4 separate regions of the Homo sapiens genome follow, and all the other regions are linked to region 2. A link is a contact called in ENCODE Hi-C or POLR2A ChIA-PET data. All regions are on one chromosome and are shown on one strand. The core of a region is the stretch at or near the end of the contact, and the rest is flanking DNA. Distances in the headings are between cores, read along the strand shown.

Evidence for each region. Hi-C counts contacts between places; a loop is a spot of excess contacts on that map. ChIA-PET counts read pairs that join two places held with the same protein, here RNA polymerase II (POLR2A). Pooled maps may share reads with other maps.
Region 1: a loop to region 2 is called in a map of CD8-positive, alpha-beta T cell, with 6 times the contacts of the local background. The contact joins the promoter of PTOV1 here to the promoter of PPFIA3 in region 2. A Hi-C loop is called at or near these places in 1 of 168 maps with a recorded cell type or tissue (CD8-positive, alpha-beta T cell), 1 of 37 single-sample maps with no recorded cell type and 12 of 50 pooled maps. POLR2A ChIA-PET finds 5 or more read pairs at or near these places in 3 of 52 experiments (HEK293, K562 and RWPE1).
Region 3: a map of B cell shows a loop between it and region 2 (9-fold over the local background). The contact joins the promoter of FUZ here to the promoter of PPFIA3 in region 2. A Hi-C loop is called at or near these places in 1 of 168 maps with a recorded cell type or tissue (B cell) and 6 of 50 pooled maps. POLR2A ChIA-PET finds 5 or more read pairs at or near these places in 1 of 52 experiments (A673).
Region 4: a loop to region 2 is called in a pooled map, with 7 times the contacts of the local background. The contact joins the promoter of AKT1S1 here to the promoter of PPFIA3 in region 2. A Hi-C loop is called at or near these places in 1 of 37 single-sample maps with no recorded cell type and 13 of 50 pooled maps. POLR2A ChIA-PET finds 5 or more read pairs at or near these places in 3 of 52 experiments (HEK293, PC-9 and RWPE1).

Annotation. Positions count from the first base shown.
Region 1 is chr19:49,848,555-49,852,408 of GRCh38, reverse strand. It overlaps PTOV1 (PTOV1 extended AT-hook containing adaptor protein), which reads right to left and starts at 1,250. Exons shown (of 12, transcript NM_001394010.1): 1 at 910-1,250. The coding sequence starts at 1,080. PTOV1-AS1 (PTOV1 antisense RNA 1) reads left to right here and starts at 733. Exons shown (of 4, transcript NR_040037.1): 1 at 733-841. RefSeq lists silencers at 1,052-1,341, 1,782-1,861 and enhancers at 1,442-1,551, 3,353-3,432.
Region 2 is chr19:49,118,294-49,122,603 of GRCh38, reverse strand. It overlaps PPFIA3 (PPFI scaffold protein A3), which reads right to left and starts at 3,060. Exons shown (of 30, transcript NM_003660.4): 1 at 2,882-3,060. LIN7B (lin-7 cell polarity scaffold B) reads right to left here. Exons shown (of 6, transcript NM_022165.3): 6 at 4,144-4,252. The coding sequence ends at 4,231. C19orf73 (chromosome 19 open reading frame 73) reads left to right here and starts at 3,461. Exons shown (of 1, transcript NM_018111.3): 1 at 3,461-4,202. The coding sequence starts at 3,582. The coding sequence ends at 3,971. RefSeq lists enhancers at 1,776-2,276, 3,639-4,150 and a silencer at 3,230-3,449.
Region 3 is chr19:49,812,041-49,815,904 of GRCh38, reverse strand. FUZ (fuzzy planar cell polarity protein) reads left to right here and starts at 2,613. Exons shown (of 11, transcript NM_025129.5): 1 at 2,613-2,909; 2 at 3,169-3,290; 3 at 3,570-3,654. The coding sequence starts at 2,799. RefSeq lists enhancers at 2,050-2,099, 2,310-2,549, 1,936-2,742.
Region 4 is chr19:49,876,105-49,880,064 of GRCh38, reverse strand. It overlaps AKT1S1 (AKT1 substrate 1), which reads left to right and starts at 2,710. Exons shown (of 5, transcript NM_001098633.4): 1 at 2,710-2,828. It overlaps TBC1D17 (TBC1 domain family member 17), which reads right to left and starts at 2,363. Exons shown (of 17, transcript NM_024682.3): 1 at 2,321-2,363; 2 at 1,824-1,922; 3 at 1,493-1,567. The coding sequence starts at 2,341. RefSeq lists a silencer at 1,877-2,166 and enhancers at 1,210-2,169, 2,387-2,726, 2,907-3,546, 3,130-3,960.

The DNA.
Region 1 (3,854 bases), core at 1-2,500, 730 kb before region 2:
AACTAGATGCGAATGCTGCAGGAAGGGGCGAAGGCAGTGGAGTGAAGGGGTACGTTTAAGTTGTGGGAGGTGATCTAAGTCTCGGTATCCATGTTTATGACCCCAGGAAGCCTGTTTAAGGTTTCAGTAGGGCTGCCACAGCTCTGTGCCATCCACACCGCTGAGGCAGTGTATTTAAGAAGCGGACCCGAGCGCGAACCCAGGGGAAATCTCACATCGGGGCAAGCGTGTGCACGGTGCAAAGTCGCGATGTGCGGTTTTACAGCCCCAGGTAAACCTTACGGTTTCTGAAAAGCATGTGCATCTTTTGGGTCCGGAGAAGCGTGTGCAGCCCAAAGTACCTGCGAAGCTGAATGTTTACGTTTAAGGTCTGGGCTCACGGCAGTCCATCAAAGCATCCCACATGTGGGCGCGGGCGCGTATTCTAGGTGCGCACTCCACGGGCACGGAGCGGCCGCCAGGGGAGAACGCCCACGGGTGCGACATCTGGGGGCGCTGGTACAAAGCGCGGGCCCCTCCCTCGCCGCTGTCCCCCAAAACCGCCCCCATTTCCAGGTTTCCTGCCCGGAGAGCGAGCAACTCTCCAATAGGAAAAACAAGCGAGCGTGCCGGCTGCCTGTCTGCCGCCCCCAGCCCGCGTTTAAATCGGGCCGCGGAGTCAGCAGTAATATGAGCCCGCCCCGCCCCCGTCCCCCAACCCCCCACCCCGGCCCGAACGCGCAACAAAGGGGAGAGCGCGGCGCGAACCACCGGGTGCTCCACGGGGGAACCCGGCCCCGGGCGGGACCACCCTTCGGGCCACAGGGGACACCCCGGAGCGGCGGGGGCTGCGGACAAAGGCGTGAGCCCGGGATAGGGGCTGGGGGGGCGGGGCCGTGGAAGGCTCTGGAAAAAGGGCGGGGGGCTCACCATGGGAGGGGCCGAGCGGGCCCGGATCCGCGGAGGCTGCGGGCCTCGGGGGCTGGCAGGCCAGGAGCGCGAGCGGACGGCGCGCACCACGAGGGGCCGCGGAGGGCGGCCGCGACCCCCGAGGGGGCCCCCGGCGCCGGAGCGGTACGGGGCACGGCGCGGACGGACCATGGCGGGCGCGGGCCGAGCGGGCGGGGAGCTGCCGCGGGCCACAAGGGGGGCTGCGGGCTCCACCGACTGAGGGGCGCGGGCGCGGGCGCGCGGCTTCGGGGGAGACGGGCTGAGCCGTACCAAGCTCGGGGGACGCGCCGCCGGAGTGGGGTCGCCGCGGCCGAACCACTGAGGCGAGCGGGGGAGCCCGGCGCGTACCAAGCGCGTCCGAGGGGGCGTGGCCGGAGCGTACCAAGGCGGCGCGGGGGAGCGGGGCCCGGGCGGGAGCGGAGTGTGGGCTCGGCGGTCCTGCGGGCCTCTCCGGCGCGGGGGAGTCCTGGGAAGACGCGCGAGCCACAACTTCAGGGGGCGTGGCGGGAACGGGAGCCCCTACCGAATGGGGTGGCAGAAGAACGAAGGCGACACCAAGCTGGCCCCTTGCGGGGGTCGGGACGGCGGGAGACCTCATCCGGAGCCCTGGGCCCGCAGAGCCAGGAGACCGCGCCAAAATACATCAGGGAAGAGGGGAGGACGGAATAATGGGCCTGGGGACAAAGGAACCCACTGAAAGGGAACCCACTGAGGGTACGGATTGCACCCGAGCCTGAGACAGCTGAAGGTTTGCAGTCGGTGACGTGGCGAGGTGGGCAAGGGACTCCAACTCCCAGCGGGCCCCGCGCGGCCTGGGCGGGGCCAGCTGTCCCTGGAGGCTCCGCCCATTAGCCCCGGCGCCCAGGCTCCGCCCGCCGTCCCTGGCGACTCCAAGCTTCTCGCCACTCACGTCGCTCCCCGGCCTTCCGTGGATTCGCTCATTCGCTCTGCTAAAATGGAATGACTACTTACTAGTAGTTGTATAAGATTTTTCCCTCGATTTTTGTTCCTTAAACGTGGGTAATACCTAACCCTAGAGTGGTTATGGGGATCGAGCCCGAGGGGCTGTGCTTGACTGCTTGGCGCAGTCACTACTCAAATGTTAGCTTTTCTTTAAAAACAACAACAAAAATCTGTTATGAGTACCCTGTCCAGTTCTGTGCTCGGCGACGACCGAATCAGACCACGTCCCTCACAGGCCCCACGGTCCACTGGGGAGAGACATAATCACAGGCTGTGCTAAGTGTTAACTAGCGCACATCCACAGGGCGATGGGATATGACCATAGCGAGGTAAAGTTAGCAAGCAAGGGAAGTCAAGAAAACGACCTGTGAGCAACCTGCCATTCCAGATGGCTGGAAAAGTGTGCAAAGAGGACAGAACAGCAAAGACAAATCCTGAAAGTAGAAGGAATAAAAGGGAGCCAGTGTGGGCGGAGTCGAGTGAAGGTAGAGAGGAGAAATAGACACAGCTGTAGGAGGTTAGAGACGGAGTCCCTACTTCTGTTTCGGATGTTGACTAAACAATGTAGATAGATATTGATGTCATAGCCTGGAGAGAGAAATTCGGGAGTCATCAGTGTTTGAATGGAGACTGGATGAGCTCACAAAGAGACTGGGACACTCATCCCTTTAGCAGTCACGACAATGAGAAGCAACCAGCAAAGGACACGGAGGAGTGGCCAGTGAAATGGCAGAAGAACCCGTAGGCCTGTCCATGTTTTCCTGCCCAGGGGCTCCCGAGGGCTGACTGGAGCCCAGCCTTAAACCCCAAATCCAACCTGCATTGTGGCCAAACGGAGTCAGTGCTCCCTGAACACAAACTGCAAGTTAGTTATCAACAGGTACCTCCAATGCCCTGTCAATCACCCATGTGAGGACAACCTGGCAGCAGGAAGGAGAAAAAACAGGAGCTGCTTTAATCTCCCGGAATCCTCACTTCTCCCCATTCTTGTTGGTCCAAACCATCAAGATCTCTTGCCTGGGTGACGTCTCCTAACTCTTGCTGCCTTCTCTGTCACTACAATAATCAAAACCATCCAATGGCTTCCCAGTGCCTTTAGAATTAAATCCAAACTTGGTACTGTGGCCCCTGCTGCCGCCCCCCAAAAAATCTCTCTCCCATCCTTCCTGTTCTCTACCTGTTAATGCCTTCCCATCCCTCAGAACCCATCAGGACACACGTGAGTTTGAATGCCCTGAATTGTATAAGCATGGAGAGCGGTATACCAGGGTGTACTCCAGAGTGAGCAAAATGGGAACTCATGTCAGAAAGTGAAATGAAAATGTAGGCTGAAATTCTATCAGTAATACTGCAACAAAACTCTCTGAAACCATCTCACTTAACTCGGTCCACCAACTTGAAAGACACTTTCCTTTTCATCTGTGAAGCCCACTGCTGGGGCTAGCAGGCTACTATTATGACTAAGCAATTCCACTTCCATCTCTCAAGCTGTTTACTTCCTGAAAGGTAGCTGTTTGATCCAAACCTGTTTATGCCAGAAGTTCTTGTTTAATTTACTATCAAACTAATGAAATTAATGCAAGACAGTTGTTTATACACAAACCAGATTGCTTGCTTTGGAAAGACTAAAAGGGAGTTGTTAAAAGAAAAACATGCCAGGCGTGGTGGCTCACACCTGTAATTCTGCACTTTGGGAAGCCGAGGTGGGCAGATCACTTCAGGTCAGGAGTTCAAGACCAGTCTGGCCAACATGGTGAAACACCGTCTCCACTAAAAATACAAAAGTTAACCGGGCATGGTGGTGTATGCCTGTAGTCCCAGCTACTCTGGAGGCTAAGGCAGGAGAATCGATTGAACCCAGGGGGTGGAGGTTGCAGTGAGCTGAGATCTCACCACTGCAACTCCAGCCTGAGCAACAAAGCAAGACTCCATCTCTTAAAAAAAAAAAAATGCTGCCAAGT
Region 2 (4,310 bases), core at 1,811-4,310:
AAGCCTAGAGCACATACTTGGAACACACACATCTTAGAAGTTAGATTGCTCCTGGGAAGAGAATGGAATCTAGAACAACGTGGCTGAAACCTGGAACACACTTGAAATGAACATTTAGCAAAGAAGGAAGGACTTGTTGTTAGAACTTTGGAACATGTCTGAGGATATGGTGGGATCAGAATCTGGCTCAGGGGTCTTATCTAAATATATGAAAAAAACAAAGGCTGTGCACAGTGGCTCACGCCTATAATCCCAGCACTTTGGGAGGCCGAGGCAGGTGATCACCTGAGGTCGGGAACTCGAGACTAGTCTGACCAACATGGAGAAACCCCCATCTCTACTAAAAATACAAAAAATTAGCCGGGCATGGTGGTAGGCGCCTGTAATCCCAGCTACTCAGGAGGCTGAGGCAGGAGAATCGCTTGAACGCGGGAGGCAGAGGTTGTGGTGAGCCAAGATCGCAGCATTGCACTCCAGCCTGAGCAACAAGAGTGAAACTCCGTCTCAAAAAAAAAAAAAAAAAAATTGGCATCTGGCCTAGAACTCAGACCATGCCTGGAATGAAAATGGAACACAGAACAGACATCAGCTGGGAGTGTTCTGGTGTTTAGAAGGAATCTAGAACATGGAGCAATGCAAGAGCACATGTGCGACAAGAAATGTGGCCCGGCCAGGCGCGATGGCCATGCCTGTAATCCCAGCACTTTTGGGAGCCAACAGAGAAGGATCCCTTGAGCCTAGGAGTTTCAGACCAGTCTGGGCAACATGGCGAAACCCCCATCTCTACAAAAAATAAATAAATAAATAAATAAATAAAATTTTTTTTTGAGACAGAGTTTCGCTCTTGTCGTTCAGGCTGGAGTGCAGTGGCACGATCTCAGCTCAATGCAACCTCCGCCTCCGGGGTTCAAACGACTCTCCTGCCTCAGCCTCCTGAGTAGCTGGGATTACAGGCATGTGCCACCACGCCTGGCTAATTTTGTATTTTTAGTAGAGACAGGGTTTCTCCATGTTGGCCAGGCTGGTCTCAAAATCCTGACCTCAGGTGATCCGCCCGCTTCAGCCTCCCAAAGTGCTGGGATTACCGGCATGAGCCACCGCGCCTGGCCAAAAAAATTTTTTTTTAATTAGCCAGGCCTGGTGGTGAGTGCTTGTGGTCCCAGCTACTCAGGCGGCTAAGGTGGGAAGATGACCTGAGCCTAGGAGGTGGAGGCTGCAGTGAGCTGTGATTGTGCCAGTGCACTCCAGCCTGGGCAACAGAGACCTTGTCTCAAAATAAATAAATAAATAAATAGAAAGAAAGAAATTTGTATGGCAGCAGGTAGCTTCTAGATCTCCTTATGAGCCCAGGCCACAGAATACATCTGGAGGAGGTGATGTGTGTTCGGCTCATTGGCCTGGGAGAGTGTACTTGGAGAAGGGGAACTCATCTGAGCCTCAGGGGGCAATGGAGTGCTAGAAACATCTCAACAAGCTGCATCTTAGGGGAAAGAGTAGAGAGTCCTGAAGCCCGCCACCTGGGGTGACATGAGGATGAGACAGGGGTTTGGTAGGGCCACAGGAGATGTGAAGTTGATGGGGCAGAGTGATGAGGCTGTGAAGACCTGGTTCCTAAAAGTGAGACCTGAGAAACTAGATACCTGCTGGGGAGGGCAGTGGACAGAGCTGGGAGCCTGGACTCCTGAATCCTTGTGGAGGTAAATGATGGGGGATTGGAAGGTGAGAGCCTGAGGTCTTGTTTGGAGAGAGGGTTGAGGCAGACAGCCTCAGTAAAAGCTGGTGGGCAGTACGGAAGCTGGGGTCTGAACTCCTGGGTCCCTGAGGGGATAGGAGACTGGGACCAAGACATTTAGGTCCCCAAGTGGGAGTGTGAACAGAAGTCAGAGAACTGCATTGAGAATCACATTCCGGGTCCCCCAAAGGAAAGGAGTCATGGCGCCTGAGTCCCTCGGGGAGCAGATGCTGGGTGCCAGGAGGCTAAGTCTGTGTGTCTGCAGGGCACAGCGGGGTTCTAAGCAGAGCAAACGCTGGGGAACAGGATTCCTAGGTGCTGACGGGGTGAGGGCTACCACCTGGGGCCAGCAGAGGTGTAGACACGGACAGGCTTCCCGAACGGGGTGGGAGCTGCATCCCCGGGTGCCATGGTCCCCACGGCGACCAGAATAGGAAAATTCAGAAGCCCTGGATCCTCAGGGAGCAGCTGGAGTCCCAGGAACCTGGGGTGCCGAGGACGGGGCCACGAGCCTGGCCGGCAGAACCCAGAGGCTGGGGCGCCCTGGTCGGGGAGGGCCCGGGTATTCCCGGGTCAAAGGCGCGGCGGGGGGATCCCCGCGCCGCCTGCGCCCCCTCCCTGGTGGCGGCGGCAGGAGGTGGGGGGAGGCGAGGCTGCCGAGCGCGCTGACCATGGACAGCTCCAGAGCGGGCCTGTGTCCAGGGCGGCCGCCGAGCCTGCCTGGACCGTGGGACGCAGCCGGCTGTGCAAGCCCGAGGCTGGCGACGGGAGACGGAGTGCGCGAAGCGGGGACGATGCGGACGCGTCTGGGGAGTCTGGCACCGCCGCGGCGGGTGTCTGGAGCTCCCAGGACAGGGTCAGGAAGGGGGATCTAGGCTCTAGGAGGGGTCCCGGGGCCGGACCGGGAAATCCAAGCTCCTGGGCCCTGGAGGAGGCGCGAGGCGGCGGTGCGCCCGGGATTCTAGGGTTCGGTCGGGGACTCTGGGCGCCGGGAGGGGCACGCCTGAGTCCCCGGGGTTGGGGTGTGAAATCTGGGCTCGGGGGTCCCCTGGGATGAGGAAGGGAATCCGGGATCTCGGGGAGGCGGGGGAGGCTCGCCAAGGGGTCCCCAGGGTGGGCGCTGCCAGGAGGGCCGGGCCGGGCTCTTACCTGCCTGGTCCGCGGCGGCTGCGGGCGGAGCTGGGCTGCAGGAGGGACGTGGGGTGGAGTGGGGGGGCCGGGCGGGGCCCCTGGCAGCGGCCGGGGCCCGGCTCTGTCGCTTCGGAGCCCTGGAGCCCTGTCTCCGACGCTCGCGCGGGCTCCGCGTCTCTGGCTCCGGCTTGGGCGCTGGGGACCCCCCTCCCCCTCACGCTCTCACTGCCTTCTACCCCCAAAATAGCCCCCTGCCCCTGTCACCGATCAGCCTCCCCCCGCGAGGCCGCAGCCGCCAGATCCAGGGGTGCCCACCAGCGCCCCCCAAATCCCACCTTCCCCCCAAAAAAATTCCTCCTCCCTCCCCCTCCCCCCCCACGGCTCCCGGGCGGTCGTGGCCCCTTTAACAGGAGACTGACAGACGGCGAAGAGCGGCCAATGGGAGAGAGCGTCGGCGCCGGCCGGCGACTAGACCCCGCCTCCACACCGGCCGGGAGGGGTCGCGCGGGCGGAGAGCGAGAGGCGGGGCATAAGGCGCGTCGACCAATAGGCACGCGGCGTGAGGCGGCTGGGGCGGGAGGCGGAGCCCGGCAGGGGGATGATGTCACCTGGAGCGAGTAGCGCGCGGCGTGGAACGCGAGTCGCGACCCCGGCTCCCGGCAGTGGCGCGCACTAGCCCTCGCGCCGCACGGGACACGAGGGCTGGGCGGGCAGCGGGATGAGGCTAAAGGTTGGATTTCAAGGCGGGGGCTGCTTCCGGAAAGACGCGCTGTGTTTGGAAGGTGGAGTGAGCGCCCGGTGGGCGAGGGCACCTCATTCTGCACCCCTGCGCCCGCCTCGGGAACTGCACGCGGCACCCCCACCCGCGACTCCCACGCAGACAGTAGTGCGGCCTGCAGGGTTCCCCCGGCGGACGAGGCTAATGGTTCGCTCCGCCCCGCCCACACAGAGGCCGCCCACTGGCTCCGGCTGCGTTTCAGGACTCTGGAGGAAGGGACTTGGCCTTCGCCCTCAGACGCTCTTAAGGGTAGGCAGCGTTGTCCTCAGTTCTGCCCCAGCACTCAGACCCAGACTGGGTCCCTGCCTCCGCCCTCCGCCCTCGGACTAGTCTCTTGGAAGCCGGCCTGTCTCCGCCTTCAGACCTAGGGAGAGGTCTTAACCTCTGTTCTCAGACTCTGGAAAAGGCTTCTCAACGGCTTGGCCTGACCTCAGCTCCTCGCATTCCCTCCACATCTCAAGACACCAACCCAGGGATGCAGGACAGACACACAGACACTCAGTGAGGGTCAAATATCTTTAAATAAAGTGCCAGGAACAATAAATACTGTACAGGAAGAGAGTGCACGTGAACGTCCAGATCTGTGGTTTCAACCTCGAGACTCCAAGGACCTGCAAGGGGGGTGGACAAGGGACCCGGGATCAGGGAGGCTCCGGGTAGACAAGAGGG
Region 3 (3,864 bases), core at 1,364-3,863, 690 kb before region 2:
CGCGCCACTGCACTCCAGCCTGGGGGACGGAGCGAGGCGCTGTCTCAAAAAAAAAAAAGTAATAATAATAATAATAATCACCAATTGAAAAGTACTTACAGAAAGCCTAATGATAAAGGTTTTTACCTTTATCATTTAAAATTATTTTTTATTGGGTTTCTATTTTTCTTTTATCTTTTATTTTTATTTTTATTTTTTTTTATTTTATTATTTTTTTTTTGACAAAATCTCGCTCTGTCGCCCAGACTGGAGTGCAGTGGCGCAGTGTCGGCTCGCTGCAGCCTCTGCCTCCCTGGTTCCACCGATTCTCCTGCCTCTGCCTCCCCAGTAGCTGGGACTACAGGTGTGTGCCACCTCGCAGGCAAATTTTTGTATTTTTGTTAGAGACAGGGTTTTACCATGTTGGCCAGGCTGGTCTCAAACTCCTGACCTCAGGTGATCCACCCGTTTTGGCCTCCTAGAGTGCCCGGATTATAGGCAGTGAGCCTGCGGAAGCCCTTTTTTTTTTGAGACAGTCTCATTTGCTGAAGCTTTTTTTTTTTTTTTTTTTTTGAGATGGAGTTTTGTTCTTGTTGCCCAGGCTGCAGTGCAATGGCACAGTCTCGGCTCACGGCAGCCTCCACCTCCTGGGTTCAAGCGATTATCCTGCCTCAGCCTCCCGAGTAGCTGAGTTTACAGGCATGCGCCACCACGCCCAGCTAATTTTGTATTTTTAGTAGAGCCGGGGTTTCTCCATGTTGGTCAGGCTGGTCTCGAACTCCAGACCTCAGGTGACCCGCCCACCTTGGCCTCCCAAAGTGCTGGGATTACAGGCGTAAGCCGCCGCGCCTGGCCTGCTGAAGCCTTCAAATCCATACAATCATATGATTTTACTCCTGTGTGCTTGGCAGGCATCTTTCCAATTTTATGAACACTTTCTTACATTACTAGTATGCCATTGTTACCTGTAACAAAATTAACTTCTTAGTATCATCCAACAGTAAGTGTGTAATCAAACGTTCCAATTGTCTCAAAATGTGTTTTTACAGTTGGTTTATTTGTATCAGGATCCAAACAAAGACCACACACATATTTAGACATTATGTCTCAAGTTTCTTTTCATCTAGAGCAGCCCCCTCTTTTATGCCTGTGTAACTAACATTTTAATAAAGTTGTAAGGAAGATAAAAGTAATCCAGAGAAAGGAAAAAAAATATCAATAGGCAAGAAGGAAGATTAAAATGGTACCTAGGCCAGGCATGGTGGCTCCTGCCTGTAGTCCCAGCACTTTGAGAGGCTGAGGTGGGTGGATCATTTGAGCCAAAGAGTTTGAGACCAGCTTGGGCAACATGGCGACACCCTGTCTCCACAAAAACTACAAAAATTAGCTGGACGTGGTGGGGGCACACCTGTAATCCCAGCTACTCAGGAGGCTGAGGCAGGAGAATCGCTTGAATCCTGGAGGCGGAGGTTGCAGTTAGCCGAGATGGTTCCACTGCACTCCACCTTGGGCGACAGAACGAGACCCTGTCCCCTCTCCCAAAAAAAAAAAAAAGAGAAAAAGATGTACTTTAGGAAGTAGGAAAATTAAAAATTATGCTAGAAAGATGGGCTGATCTGCAAGAAGGAAGAGGAAGGGAAAAATGAATCATAAATACTTTTGTCATTACAAGTAAATGCTGCCTGTGTAAAATAATAAAAATATTCATAAGGGCATTTTAAAAAGTCAGTAAAATGCTGTCCCAGCACTAGTTGGCTAGTCTGGAGGAGTTCAACAACCTAATGTACATCAATACAGAATTGGTCAAATCAATTTGTCACATCCATAAAATAGATTATAAAAATACATTATTAAGATGAAATAGACATACTTTTTCATGGCAAAAAAGAAAGTGTGGAAATGTTAGTATATTGATCATCTTTGTGAAAACGTATGAATAGTCTACGTTAAACTGTATTTTAGGAAAAAAATTGGGGAAGGGATTTTTCACATTTTACATGGTATGCTATCATGTATAAATTCATTACAGAAATGATATTATTTTTATTATTCTGGAAAATAAAGGATTTCCTTGTTTTCTTTTTTCTAATAACAAAAACAACCTTTTTTTTAGTGGTTACTAGGCAACGATCGCTGGACTCAACCACCCTCGAAGGTTGTAGGGGAGATGGTGTTTTTCTCGATTTCGCCCCAAGGAGGGTGCTCGGACTTCGACGTGCCGCCATCTTTGAGCAGGGCACAGCTGTTTACAGCCTTGGAATGGATATCAGGCTGAATGGTGGTTGCTTGGCAACGCCCCGCCACGGTCGCCATCTTTGAGTAGGGCACATTGTTTACTACTATATACTGGAAACCTACAGGGAATGTGGTTGCTAGGCAATGCTTTGGGACCATCGCAATCTTTGATCCGGGCACAGCTGTTTTTTCCGTTTAGAATGTAAATCATCAAAGCCTACAGGATGGTGGCTAGGCAACGCCTTGGCGCAGTCATCATCTTCAATCCGGCTTCTTGGTTCTCTTTACCTCCTCGGAGAAACTAGAAAGCTTTGCAAATTCAATTTGCCGCCATCTTTGTTAGGGGTACCGTGACTTCCGGCTAGGGCGGAAGAGAACCTAATGGGTTTGGGGGAGGTGCCTGAATAGGGTTTGAGGGTCTGTTTGAGTTGGGTGAAGAAGGCGGGAAGTTAATCCTCTTCCAATCAGCTCCCCATCTCGCCCTCTGGCGGCTCCGGACCACAGGCCGAGTTACTCTGATTACCGCCATGCTCCAAGACCCGCACTGACAGTCCCCACGTGAGGGACCGCGGTGGGAGTCCTAAATGGGGGAGGAGGGGACGGGCGGCACTGTGCATCTGCTGTGCCTCGCGGCCTCCAGCGGGGTCCCCCTATTCTGCAGGAGCAGTCGCGGCGGCGCCCCCGCCCGTCAGCAGGTGGGGCCTTGGACGCCTGTATCTAAACCGAAGGGGGTTCGGTGTTTTGACTCTGGGTCTTCAAGGCAGTAGGGGCTGGGGAAGTTTCAGTGTTGAATTTGTAGGACCGAGGAGGCAATGGACCAATAAGCCTGGTTCCCCAAAGAGGCACTGCCAGGTCATATGGAAAGAGGATGGGGCTGGGAGCTGGCACACTTGGGTCCTAAGGGGGAAGGGGATGGGGGGGTGCTCTTGTCTGATGTCCCTAACCCCTCCTTAGCTCCCGTTCTCTGTCATCGGTTCCCTCAATGGAGTCCACATGTTTGGGCAGAATCTGGAGGTGCAGCTGAGCTCTGCGAGGACCGAGAACACGACTGTGGTGTGGAAAAGCTTCCATGACAGGTCCCCAGGAGGGAACGTGGGACAGGGACAGGGCCTGGGTGATAGTCCCTGTTGAAGATGACCCCGGAGGCCTTCCAGCTCTCTAAAAGCAGCTGTTAATTTGGCTATGGGATCTTTAGCAAGCCAGTTACCCTCTTTGATCCCTGATGTTCTCTATAAGAAAGGCAGGTTGGTCTGAGAGAGGATGTATCTGGTGTTCTAGGATCAATGGGCGGACTCCAACATACCCCTTCCTGATTCCCCAGGCCTTGACTCATTCTTCTCACTTCCATTCCACAGCATCACCCTCATTGTTCTGTCATCTGAGGTGGGCATCTCTGAGCTGAGGCTGGAGAGACTACTCCAAATGGTGTTTGGAGCCATGGTGAGACTCACCAGTCCTCTTTTCTCCCCAGACCAGGAATCTGAGATCTCAGCATCCTTTTCCCTCAGACCTAGGAGTGCAGACCACCAACACTTCCTTCCTCAGAACCCAGGAATCTTTTGTTTGTTTGTTTGTTTTGTTTTGAGACGGAGTCTCGCTCTGTTGCCCAGGCTGGAGTGCAGTGGCTTGATCTCGGCTCACTGCAACCTC
Region 4 (3,960 bases), core at 1,461-3,960, 760 kb before region 2:
CCAATATGGAGAAACCTCGTTTCTACTAAAAAAATACAAAAAAATTAGCCAGGCATGGTGGCGCATGCCTGTAATCCCAGCTACTCGGGAGGGTGAGAAAGGAAAATCGCTTGAACCTGGGAGGCGGAGGTTGCAGTGAGCTGAGATGGCGCCATTGCACTCCAGCCTGGGCAACAAGAGCAAATTCTGTCTCATTAAAAAAAAAAAAAAAAAAAGAAAAAAGAAAGTACAGCACTTGCTCAGGGTCACCCAATGCAGCCAGAGAGCGAGCCAGGACTTGACCCCATGTCTCCCACTGCATGGGGAGGTCCATGCTACACAGCAGGTGGCTCTGCAGTCAGGCTGCGGAGTGCTCAATGGACACTGTTGTACTCACCAGGTAAATACAAACCAAAACCACAATAAGATACCACTTTGCACTCTTTTGAGACAGTGAGACTGTCAAAAAAAAAAAAAAAAAACAATAACAACAACAAAAAAAACACACTACATTTCCCAGGTTTCTTTGCAGCTGGAATCCAGGACACAGGACAAATTCTACCAACCAGATGCAGGCCAACCTGGAAAGCGGAAGTGATGTAACGCAACTTCCTGGTGCCTTGGCTGTGTTTGGCTGTGGAGCAAGGTGGAGAGTCATCTTCATCTTCATCTTCATCCTCCTGCCCTGGGGCAGCGCAGGTGGTCAGCTCAGCCTTCCAGTGTCTCGTCACTAGCTCTGTGGGTGCCGACTGACTTCCGGCCCCTGGGTGGAACTCATCAGCTCCAATGGAGGTCTCATTCCCCACTAAAGAACCCCCCTACAGAGGCATCCAACTTCTCCGTGTGCCTTGAAGGTTGTTCTGCTGTCCCTGAAATACCTTCTTGTCCTTTCATATCCTGGGAGTCCCAGCTCAAATGTCTGCTCTCCCAGGAAGCGTTGGGGATCTGGAATCAGACTGTCTGGGTGCAAAAAGTTCCAACACTTCCTAGCGTTTTCGACCTCATCTATCAGTTTCTCAAAAAGTGAGTAAGGGTCAGGGCTTAGGTGGGTCTGGATCTGACTTATCTCTGGGTCTCAGAATTGCCCAGGACGGGGTCCAGCCATGGGAAGTCCCAGGAGACATAACGAAGGGAAAGCCGGGAGCAGTGACGAAGTGGGTGAGTAGGCTGTCAGGCCCTGTCCTCTGGCACCAGAGGAAATGCCATTTCCCTTCAAGCAACTCGAATCCACATCTTGCACCCTGGCAGGGATCTCCCAAGAAGCAAAGGGAGAGAGGGGTCAGCCGTCCCCACGACCGTGCGTCTTATGCTCCCTGCTCTTTTTCCTTGAATGGGCATCCTCTGCCCATTTCACAGAGAGGAGCAAAAGGAGAGGCAGAGTACCCAAGCCTAAACAGGGTCACACATGCCCCACGAGTAGGTCTGGGATTGTACGCAGGTCCCTCAAATGACTTACAACAGCACGGACCTAGAAAAAAAGCGAGTGGAGAAGGGCAAAGCGGGTGGAGCCTACCTTCTTGGAGAAGAGGATTTGGGTGGAATCTCCAGCCTCCTCTACAGGAGCCCAGTGCAGGAGGACGTCATTGTCCTAGGGTAAGGAGGGAGGCGGGGTTAGAGGCGCTCCCCAAACCACATTCCCAAAACTTTCCGTTGCAAATTTCCAAACTTTCCCAGTTTCTACCCTCAGCCTTTCAAAGTCCCGCCCCTCATTCCAGTTCCCACACCCAGCCTTCTTCAGGTCCCACTGCTGACCGCCAGACCAAACTCCTACAGCTGCCGCCTGCATCCCAGACCGCCTGCATCCCGCTCGGAGCGGGTCCGAGCCCTGCTCCCTCCCAGCGCACCTTTTCCACGACACGGATGACACCAGCGATGAGAGAGTCTCGGTCCTGATACTTCTTAGCGCTGGTGTGCAGGTACACTCCGCCCTTCTCAAACACCACCTGAGTTGGGGGGAACCAGCGAGGGCTGGGGCCCAAGCGAGGGGACCAGCCTGGGGAGCCAATAGGGACGGGCCCAGGGAGGAGCCACCCTCAGGGGGCGGGGCCGGGAGGGCCATTGCCCCGGGACCAAGGCGGGGAGAATGGTCCAGCCCGCGTTCGGATGCTGACGTGCGTTCCACAGGGGGCAGGGCTCAAGGAGTCGCCTGAGCCGGGGGGGCGGGGCCATGGGAGGTTCTTCCCTGGGGCGGTGGACGGGAGGGTGACGGCGCGTTTATAAGAGATCGGTGTTTGCCAAGGCCGTGCCGGATTCTCGAGAGCCAAGGCCTGAGAGAAGAGCTGATCACTAGACGGGGCGTTTCGCATACACTGAAGCGAGGGAATGCGTCCTCAGTGCTTACCCTGTAGCCGGCTCCTTCCATAGTCGCCGCCGAAGGCCCCACTGCCCCGCCTCCTCCTTTTCCTAGTCAGCGTGTTGTCACTTCCGGAGAAAACAGTTCCCCTCCGGGCCGGACAGTGGTAGCGGCCCGACCCGTTCTAGAGAAGGAGCGGGTGAAACCATTTTTCAGAAGGGGGTTATTCCACTGGAACCTCGAGGGTGGATCGGAGTCACGTGGCGCAGACGCTGAAGGTGGATCCGGCTACGGAGAGTGCGCAGGCGCAGTGTTCGCCCTCTCGCCACGAAGTAAACAAGTGGGAGGGTCTGAGAGCTGCACCACCTGGGGCAAGCACGCCTTGAAACGCCCACTTCCTTCTCCATATTGTATACTGGAATTGAAGCCAAGGAGGTACCATTTTGCTCGAGGGCATGGCCTAAGCCGGTCAGCTAAGGCCATGTTAATACGGGGCTGTCCCATCTCTCTGCGGGGCGCGACAGCTGGAAGAGCCGAACGGATAAGAGAAGAGGAGGTGAGAGGAGCTGTACACCACAAGAGGCACTGAGGGACTCAGGATAACGGGATGAAGCCGTCAGTGCCCCCAGAAACGAAGCGGCCCCGGACGAATTTCTGAGTCACCGTCGCGAGAAAGCGGGCTGAGCCGCCATTTTGAAGCCTGGCAAACCGAAGCAAGAAATGCTGCCGTGTTGGATCTTTGCCAGCCTTCGTGCCGAATGGGAGCAGGTTGGAGGGAGGGAGAGCCAATATACACTATGGGCTGATTAAGCCCGGTTGGCTGCCATGTTGTTAACGAGCACCGATTTCCTCTACTTTTGTCGAAGAAGTTTATTGTGGGTCAGGGACGTCAGGTCGCTTGCCTTCGTTTACTGTGGTCATGATTGAGCATATGAGGACGGCCATTATTGTTGGGGGCAAATGGAAATGCTCTAGGCGGGGCCATTTTTCTTAGGGGCAAGCTGTCGTCACCCTTGTCAACTGGTTCGGATGAAGCCCCTGTGGCCGCCATCTTGATCTCGGGCGGCCCCGATAAGGGAGGCGGAGTGTGCGGAGAGGAGGCGGGGCAACTGCGCGGACGTGACGCAAGGCGCCGCCATGTCTTTTGAGGGCGGTGACGGCGCCGGGCCGGCCATGCTGGCTACGGGCACGTGAGTGGAGGCGGCGTTGTTAACCGCGGTGTGGGGAGGATTTGGCCGTCCTGAGGCAGCGGGGCGCTGGGAGGGCGAGCGGCTCACGGGAGGGGTATGGCCTGCACAGATCAGAGGGCAGAGGTCTGCCAGCGATCCTTTGCTGAGCGCTGGAAGGGGGTCGCCCGTGGGAATCGTCCTGTCAGACCTGAGGCAAATCGTAGACAGTCTCACCTTGCGGTTCCAGAGCGCCTGGGATCTCTACCTGGGCCGTGGACCACGTCCACGGGGTCGGGGGATGGTTTGGGGGGCCTCGGGGCGCCCCTCACCCGTCCAAAGGCGGGACTTCCGGTCCTGGCCTCCGTCTGGGCGGGATTTCCTGTTTTCTTCCTAGACCAGTGGGTCCTCCCTGGACCCCGGGCGAGGTTGGGAGGTCTCGGGGCAGCTGAGCGTGGCCCCAGGCGCTCACCCCATGGCTACCGCGTTCATGCTCAGGTTCCTCACATCTTGGGGTGTGGG